Linked DNA regions of Homo sapiens: region 1 is linked to region 2. The links are chromatin loops, found by intact Hi-C in ENCODE. Cell type or tissue: HCT116. All regions are shown on one strand.

Region 1 (8,000 bases), 830 kb before region 2:
AGGAACTTCCCAATGTGCTTTCATGTATCAGGTTGTCCTCAGAAACCTCATTTGTCATTTGAAATTTTAGGAAGACCACAGGTTGTATGAATTTGGATCACAATGTGATACTGATTTATGGTTATAAATTCTCAAGAAGAGCTTTTTGTTTTGGTTTTGTTTTGTCTTTTGATGTTGTTGTTGTTGTTTTTGTTTTTGTTTTCCCCAGAGCCAAGTGTGCATCAGGCAGTTTCTTGGCAGTTGTATTTCTCATGAATGAGAATACACTAAAGGTTCGGTCTTTTGAAGTCCTGCATTTTCATGACATTTTCCTGTTAGACTTTCCACCATGAGTTGTTCTAAACTCTTTCATTCCTTTTAAGCTTGTAGCCATAATACGAAATGAGAATCTCCTTCTGAGAAGAAAGGATAACCATTTAGGAAATGAATTGATCACGTCTGTGCTTCAGAAAAGTCTTATCAGGCTGCTGAATGTACAAGATATAGAATATAGATGAAAACATAAATCACTGGTTATACTTCCACATGGAAACAACTGCATAAATACTTTAGTATATGCATACAAAATACACAATTGATATTGTTTTATAATATGTGGTTTATTTCTAATTTGATAATTACTGATTGTGGGATCTCCAACATAAATGGCAACTCTTTTGATCTCAGTTCCCCATCTGTAAAATGGGATGCCTTACAGTTGTGATGAATCTGAAACTAAGAGAACTCTGGTGCCTATGGAGGTTTCTCTCCTCCAAGTACCAAAGAGAGTAGAGAGCTCAAATAGGCCTCTCTCTGAGGCCAAACTTGGATTCCAGGATGACTCTCATCTTTTAGATCCTTAGTGGCTTCCAGAGTTTTCATAACTATGATGAAGTCATCAACCTAGGCCCCTCTCCATGGCTTACAATGTGATATTTCAATATATGTATACAATGTATAATGATCAAATTGGGTTCCTTAACATATCCATCACCACAAACATTTATCATTTCTTTGTGTTGGGAATATTCAAAATATACTCTTCTAGCTATTTAAAAATATACAGTAAATTGTCATTAATTATAATCACCCTACATTGCCCTAGGACTCTACAACTTATTTCTCCTATCTAGCTGTAATTTTGTATCTGTTAGCCAAAATTAGGCTATCCATCTGTCCATCCTTCCCAGCTTCTAGTAACCTCTATTCTACTCTCTATTTCTATGACATCAACTTTTTCAGCTTTCACATGTGTGAGAACATGTGGTATCTGTCCTTTTGTGCCTGAATTATTCCACTTAAAATAATGTCCTCCAGACTCATTCACGTTGCTGCAAATGACAAGATTCTTTCTTTTTTGTGGCTGAATAGTACTCCCTTGTGTATATGTACCACATTGTCTTTATCCATTCATCTGTTGATGGACACAGGTTGAGTCCATATCTTGACTATTGTGAATAGTGCTGCAATAAGCATGAGAGTGCAGACATCTCGTCAACATATTGATTTCCTTCCCTTCAGATATATATCCAGTAGTGGGATTGCTGGATCATGTGGTAGTTCGATTTGTAGCTTTCTGAGGAAGCACCGTACTGTTTTCCATAATGGCTGCACTAATTTGCATTCCCACCAACTGTGTATAGGAGTTCCCTTTCTCTGCATCCCCACCAGCATTTATTTACTTTTTGTCTTCTTGATAACAATCATTCTAACTGTATTAATATGATATCTCATTGTAGTTTTGATTTGCATTTCTCTGATGATTAGTGATTTTGAGCATTTTTTTCATATACCTGTTGTCTATTCCTATGTATTATTTTAAGAGACGTTTATTTAGCTCATTTGCTCATTTTTAAATTGGATTGTTGGTGGGTTTTTTTGTTTGTTTGGTTGGTTTTTGCTTTTGAGTTGTTTGAGTTCCTTGTATATTCCAGATAGTAATCCCTTGTTGAATAAATAGTTTGCAAATGTTTTCTCTCATTCTGCTAGTTGTCTCTTCACTCTGATGATTGTTTCTTTCACTGTGCAGGAATTTTTTAGTTTGATACAATCCTATTTGTCTAGTTTTGCTTTTGATCCATGTGCTTTTGAGGTCCTCTTCACAAAGTCTTTGCCCACACCAATGTTCTGATACAATGTTTTTGTTTTCTTCCAATAGTTTCATAGTTTAAGGTCTTATATTTCAGTCATTAATTCATTCAGAGTTGACTTTTGTATATAAGAGATAGGGATCTAGTTTAATTCTACTGCATGTGGATATCCAGTGTTTCCAGCGCCACACTATGAATATTTGTTCACTTAATGGTGTCCCATAAGTCTTATAGGCTTTCTTCACTATTTTTCATTCTTTTTTTTTTCTCAGACTGGATAATTTCAAATGATCTGTCTTTGAATTTAGAGTTCTTTCTTCTGCTTGATCAAGTCTATTGTTGAATCTCTCTATTGTATTATTTATTTTATTCATTGAATTCTTCAGCTTCAGGGTTTGTTTATTTTTTTAAAAAATCCACCTTCTGTTAAATTTCTCATTCATATCATGAATTGTTTTCCTGATTTTGTTAAATTGTCTATCTGTATTTTTTGTATCTCATTGAGTTTCCTTAAAATCATTATTTTGAACTCCTTTTCCAGAAATTTTTAAATTTCATTTTTAGCAGAGTCTGTTACTAGAGGGTTATTGTATTCCTTTAGTGGTGTCGTATTTCCTTGCTTGTTTATGTTTCTTCTGTCTCTGCATGATGTTTCTTGTATCTGTGCATCTGATGGAACATTTACCTCTTCCAAACTTTCTAGAATCATCTTTGCAGAGAAAGACTTTCACCTGCAGTTTGGTCTTGGTGTGCTGGTTGGTGAGGACAACTCTGTTTTTGGGTAAGTTGAGTGATATAATCTCTATGCAGCTTCCTCATTTGTTGGCTCACTGAATAACTGTGGGTGCCTCAATGACTTAGGTTGTAGAAGTTTGTGGCGGTGGCAGTAGTGGTGGAGGTTGTTAAAGTCTTCATGAGCGAGGGCTTTTGGGGTCCTCTTATTCTTATTTCCCCCACAGTGTGGAGACTTAGCTGAGAAAATCCTTCTCGGTATCAGGTCGGACATGGCCTACATGCAGCTGCAGTGGTACTAGGTTCCAGGTGAAGGTGCTTAGAGCATTTGTGGGGTTGGGGTCCTAGGCTCAGTGTATCACAAACCTATTGTGGCACCTGGATCTTGTGGTGCAGGTTTGCTCTCTGTGTTTATTGGATGTAGGTTGTCCAGAGAGCCGTGATCTGGGACTCTGAGGCACCTTTAGCAGTTTGGGCTCAGGGGCTGGGTTGTAGCTGCAATTCTACTTCTAGGGGCCAGGGCAAAGAACTGGTCTGACTCAGGAGAAGAAGGAGTGCTCTGGAGGTTTGGGCCTGGGGAGCAGAATATGGCTGCAATTCAGGACCCTGAGCCAATAGGGCTTGGTGGCAACTCAGGTGTCAGGGATGAGGAACCATGTGGTGACTCTAGACCTTGGAGATGGTGGGGTATATTTTAGACTCTGTGAGGCCAGGTACAATGGCAGCGAGGACCCTAAAATGTCAGAGCACAACTGTTGTCTTGGCCCTGGGGGGCAAGGAGCAGCACAGCAAAGACTCCACTTCCTGAGGAGTGAAGTCTGACACTTAACTTTTTGCAATACTCATTGTGTGAACTTTAAGAAGCTCCTTAACTTTCCTGGATCTCTATTCCTCATTCCTAAAATAGGACTAATCCTGTAGTTCTCCAAGGGTGTTTTGAGAGTCATTTGGTTAACTTTTGCATGCTTCATAAATGACGGTATTGGTTAGTCCTGAGTCTTCTGCATAATAACTGTTTGATATTGAATAAGCTATTTTCTCTCTCAGAGCCCCAATTTTGAAATCTGTTAAATACATATAAGATATGCCTCATAGAAGTATCAAATTAAATTGTAAATTAAGCAATATAAAGCAACTGGTACAATGCCTAGCTGATAGATGCTTGATAAATAGTACCCCTGTTATTCTAATTCAAATTTCACTGCCAAGTTTTGAGTTAAATTTAGAGTTTCAACTTCATCAAAATTTTACTGTTATATACTTTAATGAGGAATTTTTTAAGGGATTCTGAAGCAGGGAGCACAAAGAGCAAGCTCTTAACATTTTGGCTTCCGGTTGCCGAAATATTTAATACCACATCAGATTGTGAAGGGATAGAAAAGAAATGTAATGTTACCACATTACGTCACTAGGTGGTAGTCAAGGATCATTGCTTTGTTAGTATGCGGTAACCCTTGACTGGCCAGCAGGGGGCCCATGTCAATGACATTGCTGGAAAAAGTTTGGGATCTCAAGCCGATGTGTGTTTGTGCGTGGTGTGTGTGCCTGCGCGCAAGAGGGAATAGGGAGGGAGGGTGAGGACAGAGGGAGGGAACAGGAAGATGAATCCAAGTGAGACGAATGCCCTGTGAAGTTTGGGAACCGGTCTCTACTCACTGTCTACTTACCCACGCCAATTTTCTTTTCTTTTCCTTTCTATTTTTTTTTTTTTTTTTTTTTTTGACAAAGTTTCCCCCTGCACCCAGGCTGAAGTGGAGTGGCAGGATCATAGCTCGCATCTCCAAACTCCCGGGCTCAAGCCGTCCTCCCACCCCAGCCTCCCGAGTAGCCAAGATTATCCATCCCAATTTAAAGTAGAGCAATGAAGGGGACCCATGTAATTTTTGCAACCTGAGCATTCATGGATGGCAGCATGTACAGCAGCTCCTGCGAGTGTCTATTAATCAACCACTGAAATGCTGGTCTCAAATCCCGATCTACTAAGTCTGTGAATCCAGGTTAGGACTACTAATTTAATCTTACTGTCATGTTGCTTAACCTTACTAGTCAGTCCTTGGCTTCCCCATCAGTAAGATGGCTGTTGTGAGGTATTCAAGGTGCACATGTGAGTGCTTAGCACATGCTTAAAGCCGTGTGACATCAGAATGTGCCCTCTGTCATCGTCAGGACCATCTTTATTATTTCACCGACTTTCCCAGTCTTCCACAGGGTTTCTGAAGCTTGCTCCTAAAATCCCAATCCCCAAGGCCAGCTGAAACTGCTCAGCACGTGTCTGCCACGTTAGGCTTTGGGGCAGGGCAATAGCCTGAGGACAGCAGATGGAAGCACTGGGCAAAGACACGGTGCCTGCACCTGCTGCTATGCGATGGAGGGAGGTACGCCCCAGGTTCCCTTCTGTTCCTGCTCCTCTGTTAGAGCGGATACCTCATGTGAACATGGGCTGGAGACTCGATAGCCCTATAGAGATGGAAAGGGTTATTACTTCTGGTATAATTCTGTCATTTGTTGGGAAACAAAAGAGTAAGTCTTACTGCCCATTACGTCTCAGTAACAACAACTGATCTCCATGTCTTTCTGACTTTCAGGGAGCCCCAGTGACCTTCACGTCACCCTCTTCTCCCCAGGTTCCTTCAGGCCTGGCTGCCATCTGGCAAGTCCTGCCTGTCTGGTTTTCCCAGGCTTCCCTCTGCCAGTGTTTGGCCAGGGCGGGCCAGGGAGAGGCTGTAGGGACCAGCTGCCAGGGGTGGGCAGGGTGTGTCTGACCCCACGGTGGAGGGTTGGGCAGCCAGGGAGGAGGGCATAGTGTGGAGGTCTGCGTCAGTGAAGACTTGGGTGCAGTGAAGGCCTATAGCTCAGGAGGCTGAGGGCGACTCCCTGAAGGTTGGGCTGGTCCCAGGCTTTGCTTGTTGGATGGAGGAGACCTGTGGGGCCTCTGTGTCAAACCAGCTCCTGTGTCCAGCCCAAATTTAGAAAATCAGTGTGGGGGAGCCAAGCTTACCCCAATCCACAGATAACTGCACAGTTTGGAGTTATGCTTTGAGAGAGTGAAGGGAAGGACTTGTCGGGGCAGGATGTGTTCCAGAATATAAGGATCCGAACAGTGTGAGCCGTTTCTCACATCCCTCTCAAGTGCTAACCTACTCAGCCTCCAAGCCCATGCTCCGCAGGCCTCTGTGCTCTGCACTCCTCTCTCCTCTTTGCCTTCTGTAGTCCCCTTTACCTGTTAGGCCCCAGAAGGCTCCCGTTTTGGGGTATAACCCAGGTCCTAGGGCACTCCCCTCATCTGAACTCTGTAGCTGCTGCACCTGTCTCCTCTGCTCCTCTAGGCTGAAAGCTCCCTGAGAGCAGGGCCTATGTTATTCATTCATGGATTCACTCATCCATTTCTTCAATGAATATTGATTGTGCACTCCTTGCTACTTGATAGGCCTTGTTTTAGGTGCTGGAACTGGCACACTGGGTGAGGTCTGAAATTCAGCTCCTGACTCCTGGCCCAGTGCTCTTCCCAACAGATTCCCATCCCCACCTACCTCACCCAGAGCCCAGCCTCCTGGATATAGGTCAGGGAAGCAGTGCCCAGAGCACCACCTTCCCCTCAGGACCCTGATAGGATATTGCCTGCAGCATTTTCCAGCAGGCACAAAGGGCTGAGAGGTACATCTTTGCAGTTTCCTTCTTCCCCTAGGACATTCTGGGAACCACAGGGATATGCACTACCCTTTCCTTCCTTTTGCAGGGTGGCGACAGGGACCAGGGCCACACTCACTGGGCCTAGGGGCAACCCTGGTTCAGACACTCCAGGCTACATGACCTCAGATGACTCCTGTAACCCCCTGAAGCCTTGGTTTCCTCATCTCTAAAAAGGTGATAGTGATACAGGAACTAGAAAGAAATTATTTAGGCAGATAGTGAGGGTAAGAGAGTCCTCAGTAAGGTTTCCTTTTAATAAAAAGCAGCCCCTAACTTGTTTCTTTTCTAAGAAAAAGCAACCTGAAAAATCAAGCTGCAAGCATAGATAAGCAAGCTAAAAGCTCACATAGGTAAATACTGGCAGCTGTGGCAATAGAAAAGCGATATCTGGAAGCCAGGTATATTCAACACGGAGGTTCCCTCTTCCCTTTCCTTTGTCACCACATGTGCAGTAAAAAGCAGGCAACATGGCACCGGCCAGGTAGAGACCCCATCTGCATAATAAAAGATTAGGGTGGGATGACCAGCTTCTTTGCATGCTATGCAAACAGCACACCTGGTTTGACCAATCTCTCATGCCCTATGTCAATCAGACACTGCCTCCTCAAGCTCATCTACAAAACGCCTCCATGCATTTCACCGTGGAACTGGAAGATCCAGTCCGGAGCCCCTCTCTCTGCAGGAGAGAGTTTTTCTCTTTTCTCTTTCTTTCACCTATTAAACCTCTGCTCTTAAACTCACTCCTCGTTTGTGTCCATGTCCTCGATTTCCTTGGAATGAGGCAATGAACCTCGGTTATTGCCCCAGACCAATGGCACCACTTTGATACCAAGAGTATCTTCTCCCTAAGGTGTTTTGAGAATTCTTTGATTCTGTGCCTTCAATAAATGGTAGCTCCTGTCCTCCCTGCCCCCACCCCACAAGCCTGAGGACTGAAGTCAACTCCTGTCCATGGCAAATCAGGCTCCTGCTTAGCAGACTCGGAGCTACAGGAAGCCCCGTCTCCCTCTTCTAGTGCTCAGCCCTAGCGAGAGTAACAACAATAATAATAGTTATTATAACAATGTTGATCTTTTTGATAGCACTTGCTTTGTGTCAGGCACTGTTGTAAGCACTTTACATTTATTAACTCATTTACTGTTTGGTACAATCATATGAAGTGGTATCATTATCATCCCCCTTTTTCAGATGATGAAACCTAGAGAGGTTAAGCAACTTGCCCAAGATCACACAGCTGATAAGTAGCCATTAGAAATGAAGAGACATGGTTGGGCACGGTGGTTCATGCCTGTAATCCCAGCACTTTGGAAGGCCGAGGCAGGCGGATCACCTGAGGTCAGGAGTTTGAGACCAGCCTGGCCAACATGGTGAAACCCCATTTCTACTAAAAATACAAAAATTAGCCGGGCATGGTGGCACATGCCTGTAATCCCAGCTACTCAGGAGGCTGAGGCAGGAGAATCGCTTGAACCTGGCAGGTGGAGGCTGCAGTGAGCCGAGATCGCACCA
Region 2 (8,000 bases):
GGGGCCTTGCAATCAAAGAGAATGCAAGTACCGTGAAGGCAGACCACTGTGTTTGAGTATTGGCTCTGCCGCTTCCCAGAAGTATGGCTCTGGCCAAATGTCATGGTCACCAATGCATCTGCTCAGGATGACCCTCAAAAGACCATCACAGGCCATGCTTAGCACCATTCTAGTGCTGTACCCCTGCATTCCCAGGTAACAGCTCAGGTGTGAGGGAATAAGACTTGAATAGGGCAGGTGCACAAGTCCATCCAGCTTAAAAGTCACATACCCCAAGGGAGTATGTAACAGCCCCATAAGTATAAATTCTAGGGTTCCCACAAGGATTAGGCCCAATCAATTGTCATAGAACTCAGAGAAGCTCAAAATGATGGTGTCCTCAGGAAGTATTTATACCTCATTTATGGTTTTTCCCATCCAGATGTGTCATTTTTACCATAAGCAATGTGCTTAGTAATATAGTGGGCATTCTATCTTTATCACATTTCCAGGGGAACAGTTAGCAAGTTAACCCAAGGTCAAATTCTCGTCCAAAAGAGGAAAGGGTTTTGTTAATCCTTTTCCAACAGCAAGTTATCTTACCTCTCAGAGATTCAGTTGATTTATCTTTGAAGTGGCAACAGGCTTCTATAGCCCTAATGTTGGGAGAAAGTTAGATGTGAAGCATTCTTTCTCATTTTTTGCATAATCCAATTAAAACTCTAGACTGTTGTCTCTCAAGGTGTGATTCATGAGCCATCTCATCATCCCTTGAGGTAATTGCTAAAAAGACAAATCCCCAGGCATTACAAACTGAGTCCTTCTAATTCATATTTTTGAATAAAAGCCTAGAAGTTTACATTTCACACCCATGAGATCTTAAGGCACTGGAGCTTGAGAACCCTAGTTTTAGCAGGACTTCTTGGTTACCTTTAAAAGAGAACACTGCCTGCCGGGCATGATGACTCACGCCTGTAATCCCAGCACTTTGGGAGGCTGAGGCAGGAGGATTACTTGAGGTCTGGAGTTTGAGACCAGCCTGGTCAACAGAGCAAAACCCTGTCTCTAATAAAAATACAAAAATTAGCTGGGTGTGGTGGCGTACGCCTGTAGTCCCAGTTAAGTGGGAGGCTGAGGCAGGAGAATCGCTTGAACCTGGGAAGCAGAGGTTGCAGTGAGCCGAGATCACACCACTGCACTTCCTCCTAGGCAACAGAGCGAGAAAAGAGAACACTCCCTTTTAATTGCCCTTTAATTCTCAACAACTACTTTGTAGTACATTGTTATGGGGAATGGAGGTAATATAGTAAGACACCCAGACAAATGCCTAGCACATAGCAGGAGATTAATAAATGGGGAATCATTTAAATGTATGTATACATTTTGTCATATACATATTGAAATTTATTCTCAGAACCAGCAACTTACACTGGGTAGACTTAACTACTTGCATAGGTCTTATTTTCTTTTGGCTTTGTGCTATTGCCTCACTAACCTTTAGCAAAGTTCTTTCTTGCATTTTTCATTTTTACATTTTCATTGCTGTCTTGTTTCTGCTAAGCTAACAGATTCTTCCTTAGACTGGCAATATTAAAAAGAAAGTGTCCCTTTGAGGTCTAAATAGGGAAGCAGAGGGAATACAAGACAAAGAGGTGCTCTGAGGGAGAAGTTGGCTCACCTTGCCCTAGCTGGAGAATCATCTTTTAGCTCTTTGTCTCCTTGGCACTTGCAGAGCTTGGTGGTACTTTATGTGGAGGAGAGCACTGTCCTGTTCAGAGGAAGGGCGAGCACTATTAAAGCTGCCTAGAGAGGCACCTGAGTGACGTGCCCAACTGCCCTTACTCCACCCTAGCTTTTGTCCTTAACCTCAAGCATTACAGTCAAACATCAAGGTGAAAGAAATTGTATCCAGTGCAGTCTTTTGCCCCCTTTGGGAGTCATTTTCTTGATCTACTGTGTAATTTAAAAGAGCCTTCAGAAGAGGAGACACAAAAATCCCTCTAATGTGTGAAACTAATAACCTTTAATGCTGAAGCCATCCTTTTTTCACAGAGAAGAAGAATGCCACCATGTTTGTTTGTCTCTAAATATGGATACATTTCAAAACCAATGTGTGAACTTATGGTTCTGCTATATATCCTTTCTCTAAAATACAATAAACCTGGCTTTTTGTAACAAGGAGTAGAGAAAAAGAGAAAATATATCATTTGGAAAGATGAAAGATCTATTTGATTAGTCTTGTCTCAGGAATTGAAAATGACTAGTTGATGTTCATCCGATCTTCAGATGATAAATCTCAGCATTTCTCTTGCTTCCATCTGTTACGTGGAAACTATCACACATACATGAATTCAGTTTCATTTCAAGGATCATTGGGAGGGAGAAGTATTTACCTTTCTGGGTGCTCTCATAATAGTCATTTTTATCAAGCTCTCATCTGTAGTCAGGACTTAGTTCGGTCATCCCTTAGTTTAAGGTCCGCTTTAAAAGTTTATGTCCTCCAAGTTTAGGTATTTGACAGTGTTCAACAGCATGAGAAGATACATATATTTTGGGATAAATGAAACTAACATTTCTGTGAGCATATGTAGCCCATGTTCACAATGTGAAGTGCAAGCATGGAGTGCTGAGGAGAGAGACCCTGAACAGTAAAGCCTGGCAGCTCATGTAGCTGCAACTACTTACTGAGGAGTTTCTTGTGAATGTGCACTTGGCTGCCTCTCTGGGCCGAGGACATGACATCCTCAGGCTTCAGTGACTCTCGCAAATAAAGTGCTTGTTTCTTAGCTGCAGCTTGCCTTTGTGATTCCATCAACGTGTGCATTTCATTAGGGTACCAGTGTGTAGCCCACGTGCCAGGGAGCCGTCTTCTCCTGATGAAGGTGTCGGGGTTGCAATGAGAATATTTGAGACAATGGTCATGGTATATCTACTTGGTGGTGAGAGTGACACATGGGCCATTTGCAGGTGTCACACCCTGTGGACGAATGGTCATGCTACACGGTGGTTTGTGCCAAGGCCTCATGGACACAGTTCACATTCTTAGTGTCCTAGGAGCTCCTGCCATGATTCCTTAGCAGTGGTTATGCTTGTTTTTATGATGGCAAGGCTCCCCAAACTTTGTGGACAATGCACAGATAACAACTGCTGATGGAAATCAATGGCCTGGCCTGCTTCCTTCATAAGAGCAAAGGTAAAGGCAGCCTCTTAACATCTAATGCTCCCTTTGCCTTTTTCAGAGTTGGAGAATCACAGCATTTTTCTGAAATGTGGAGTGGGAAATCTAAATGTGGAGTGGGGAAGCTATAATTACATAGCTTGGAAAAAGAAAAGTTTAAGAAAAAAAAAAAAAAGTCCTTTGGCTCCAGGACAGCCTAGGACTGTAAGTCACTGCTGCCCCCTACTGCCCAAGTTTTGTGTGTGTTTCCTAGAGGATCCTTGGTTTCTAGCCTGGCATTCTCAGGCACTGTGCTTGGGAGGATAATAACTTGCAGACTGTCTAAATGCTTTCTTCCAGACAGGGCCTCCCCACATTTGTTTCCTCAATTTAGGAGAATGTATGTGAAATGGAGAAAACCCACAGTGTGGGTGTGATCAGGTTCATGTGGCCTAGTGGAAAGACTTTCTCTTGAGTGGTGAGGAACTGACAGCAGGCCTGAGCTAAAATTGGTCTTCACAAAGCCGTCCACCCACTCACTTGGGCAGGCAGCCAGCTGGTGGATTCAAGGATCAGGTTTAGCCCTAAGGAGAAGGATTTTTGAAGGCACTAGTTGATTTTTGCTGCAAAAAGGTTATGCTAGATTTGGTTCCATTTTTAAGAGGCAAATAATTCTAAACCAGACTGTATAGTGTGGAATAAATGATTCTCTCCCTTATTTATTATACATTCATGTACTTGGAATTCAGTCCTTCATATATTCATGTGTCTGAGGTTATTTATTGAATGTCTTCTATGTACCAAGCATTATGCCAGTCACTGAGTATTCAAAAGTGAAAAAGCAGATTATTTCTGCCTGCATGGAACTTAAAGTCTGATGGAAGAGACAGTAAACAAATGCAAACAGTATCATTACATTTTGTGGTAACTGGTCTTATAAAAAAAAAAGAGGGGTACTATGAATGAACTTAATTCTCTGGATTAGGTAGAAACTTAATTCTCTGGACTAGGTACAACCTCTTCAGGGTGAGACCCATAGCCAAAGTTTGCAGGGTCCATTGTGCCCATGATCCCCATTCTCCCACACAATGGTTGGAAATAAAGGATGTTTTTGAAAACAGTTTTATGGACAGAAACCAGTTCCCTTGCACAAATGAAGATCTATATCCTGAACTAGCTTTTTTCTTCTCTCTCTGGACATAGGGAGTAAAAGTAAAAAAAAAATACAGGGAGGCAAACTTTGGCTCCATATGTATATTGTGAAAAGAACTTTTCACATTTGTCTTCTCACAGTTGAATAGGCTCTCTTGAGAGTAGTGAGTTCCCTGACCCCAGAGGTATTCAAATAGAGGCTGGAATATCACTTGCTAGGGATGCTACAGGTGAGGTTTCTTACAATAGCCGGTAGGTTGGAATAGATTTTCTCTCAGATTGCTTGCAAATCTAGCATTTAATTACCCCAGGCAAGGGTAAAGTTGGTGTGATTTGTTCTGGAAGAGTCTCCTCCACCTCAGTAATTTCACACATATCCCCACAGTTTATTAGAGTTCCCAAAACCCCACCTTTGGATTGGTTCCCTTAAAAGTATTCATTCATTCCAAAAATGAGCTTTATTTTTGAGGGTGCTACTTGTACTCTAGGATTCATTTGTATGCTGGAAAAAGGCTGCATCTTACGTGGATATGCCTGTGTGCATTTGTGATGACCTCTTTTACTCCATTCACATTCTTGAGAAGATTTCTCCCTTAACTTCACTTAAATTGTCTTGAACTTGCCAAGTTCATGCTCAGAGGCCATCAGAGAGTTCACAGGCAAGGATGGGTGCCACACAGAAGAAATCATGGCTACTTCATGAGAAGTCACATGTGTGGTTTCCACCATTTAACACTTGGATAATTCCTTGCCCTCATCTAAGAGCCAGATAGGAATGTTCATGCAAATTATTTTTTAAAAAATCTATTTCACTGACATGCTGTAGGGGGCAGTATTCATTAAGGAAAACCAGGGACAGAGTCCAGGAAGAGCCAGTAATTTCGACCTTGTAGGGAAGAAACTGGGCCCTATTTTTAACTATTTCTGTATACTAGAGACTCATTCAGTCTGTCCTATTGTTCGTGCATGAATGAGGCTCTGACCTTCAGTAATGAACCTTCTTAGGGGGCCAGGATTAATTTGGCTTATGTTAAATTCATCTGGCTTGGAGTGAAAACCAGTGAATACCTGTGAGGGAGAGGGACTTTTCCATATAGGACATATGTGCTAGGGCAAGGATTCTTACCTAGGTCACCTGACTCCAAGCTTTTGCTCTTTTAGCCACAATTTGAACCATTTCAGGCTCATACCTTCCAACACAAGTAGTGTTTACCTCCCCCAGAACATCTTCAAACCTGTTACTGCCTAGGAAATAGATAATAATAAAACTTGTGGGAGCGAACCTTTTTTTGGACCCTCTCACCTTGATAAGTTTGGTGAAGCAGGTGCCTTACTCACCCCTATCTTCCCAGCCCCTCAAAATGAATGTTTTCAAATCATAGCCACGTATGATTTCTTACAAGCCCAAGGCTGATGGGACGGTCTTGCTAAGGTGCACCAGCTTCAGGGGGTCTCGGCTGGGCCTGCTCCTATGTCTGAGGGCATCTGGCACATTGACTGCATGCTGGCTGGTCTGTAATGGCCTCAGGTGAGACAACTCAGAATTCTCTACATGGTCTTTCATCTCCCAGCAGTCTGGTCTAAGCTATTCTTCTGGTGGTAGGTGAGTTCGAAGGCAGAGAGTTGAAATGTACAAGGCCCTTTGAGGCCTAAGCTCTGAAAGAGGACACCAGTTTTTGTCTTCATTCTGTTGGCCAAACCTAGTCACGTGACCTGCCCAAATTCTTGTGATTGGGAAACAGATTCCACCTACTGAAGGAGGAGCTGCAAAGTCACATTGCAAAGCGTACATGGCACAGAGAGGGGTGGACACTAGGGGCTGTTTTTGTAATCAATCTACCACAATAAACAGGTTGCACCCAGTGAATTTGTGTTGATGGATTGATTTCAGTTGTCAAGGTAATAGTCTCTTTCCACTGTAGTTGCATGAAAATGAGAATGCACTGAGCTCATTTAAGATGTACTAAGACATACTTGCAGTTTCCTATAAGTTATAGGGGCATGTAGTTCTAAGAACTCACGGGGGAGAGCAGCCAAAGCATCCTTGGTTACCCCAGTCCCATAGAAGGTGTCTCTAAGAAGCAGATGCTGGCAGGTCGGTGAAGGGGCACAAGCACCACTTGCTTTATGAGGCCCCTGTGGCCAAGGAAAGAAGGTAGGAACCAGCTGTTAAAGTAGAACTCCGCAAAACAGGTCTTACTCCACTTGAGTCTGTTCTCCAGCCTTTGGGATTCTTGGTATTCACAGGCCTACACTTCTCTGCTTTCTCTTTCCCACACCAACTGGCAAAAGTTGTTGTGTGATGAAGATGATCCAAATGTCAGACTTGGGCTCAGGACACCTGGGGTCTGGTCCCAGCAACTCTATTTGATGGCTGTGTGGCTTTGATGGGTCATTTAACACCTCTGAACTTCACATTCCTCAGCTCTAAAATGGAAATGAGGATAGCACCAACCACATAAAGTTATTGTACGGTTTCCGTGAGATGAAACCATACAGAAAAATACCCTAAATTGTGTATATAAGGTTTGTTGAATCAATGATTTCATAAGTGTCCAAAAGTCAGAAATGACTACAAAGGGGAAAGTAACCACAGCAGCTGAACTGAGAACCTCAGAGAGCCAGTTCTCCACTCCTGGTCTGTTGCTTCAGATCAAAAGTCTGAAGCACCCCTGTAGCCGCCTCTTCTTGCTCATCCTCCTCTCTCTCTGATAAACCGTGATGAAAAGTGTTTTTGAAAACCAAGGGACCAAGAAACACTGAATGACCTTCACTGAAAGGACGACTTTTAGCAAATGCACACTTGACATAGTTTGGTAAATATCCACCCTGTTATCTTTTGCTCCTGGTGTCTTAGAAATGTCACTTATTGATTCTTGAAATTCCCCCACTGCCACTCATAGGGGGAGGGGGAATTTGAGACAGAAGTATTGATTGAAACTAGTGAACACTGAAAGAAGCATTTGTTAGGTGGTCCTTTCCTTTTTTATAAATTGGCTAAAGTAGACGAAAGAAGATACATCTTTTGGCGGAGTTTTAAACAAAAGGAAATTAGCCAATTATATTCCTATAAAACAATGTTTGAAAGTCAGAATTGATTATTTTTCCACAGTGTTTTGGAACAAAGTACTCTGATAGGTGAAGGATCAAAGGTCTTTTCTCTGAATATGATTTTATTTTTCCTTTTGTTTTTTATCATCCCTCAGTCTGGGTGCTCTGATTGTCTTAATGCATCCAGACCCACAATTTGCAACTTGCTGCCCCATTGCTGGGGGCTGGTGACTACAGTGTCTTTGGACAGATTAGAGGAAAGACATTGTAGCTGAACTCCCAGGCAGCCCCCAGGAAAGGAGCAGGGAGCTTTCTGTGTTCCCTTCAGTCTGAGCATGCCAAGATGCCCTGGCTCTGGCCTTGAGGTGTTAGTCAGCATTAGCACTTATGATCTTGGCAACCGGAATGGCCACTGCTGGCCGGAAACTGATCAGAACTGTTCAGTCTCATTAAGGAGCCCCTCAGATCACCTTCTCAGATGTAACGCTTCAGAAATCATCAAACGGCTAAGGTAGAGGCTGGCTTCCTTGAAGTCTTTCCAGAGGCTTTGGCATATCTGCCTTTTGGATGAGCTTAACTAAACAGAGAGCTTTTGAGGTCCAGGGTGGGTGTGGGAGCTCTCAGGGCACTGGAAGTAACACTGTGGTGGGGTGGGAGGAGG

Evidence for each region. Hi-C counts contacts between places; a loop is a spot of excess contacts. Peaks named below come from ENCODE experiments on the same cell type or tissue, not always from the same donor. Only the 100,000 strongest peaks of a DNase experiment are listed, where the experiment ranks them.
Region 1: a loop joins it to region 2, with 7 times the contacts of the local background. A loop is called at or near these places in 14 of 110 quality-filtered maps.

The regions. Positions count from the first base shown.
Region 1 is chr11:19,067,122-19,075,121 of GRCh38, forward strand. No RefSeq gene overlaps it. Among named protein-coding and RNA genes, the nearest start is that of MRGPRX2, 10 kb to the left of the region's middle. In HCT116, a CTCF peak has its summit at 4,244 (motif pointing right); a DNase peak (open chromatin) is centred at 4,260; H3K4me3 peaks cover 399 bases.
Region 2 is chr11:19,900,336-19,908,335 of GRCh38, forward strand. The region is part of intron 6 of NAV2 (neuron navigator 2); the gene reads left to right. Among named protein-coding and RNA genes, the nearest start is that of NAV2-AS3, 77 kb to the right of the region's middle. In HCT116, CTCF peaks have their summits at 3,373 (motif pointing left), 5,128 (motif pointing right) and 5,330; DNase peaks (open chromatin) are centred at 3,396 and 5,086.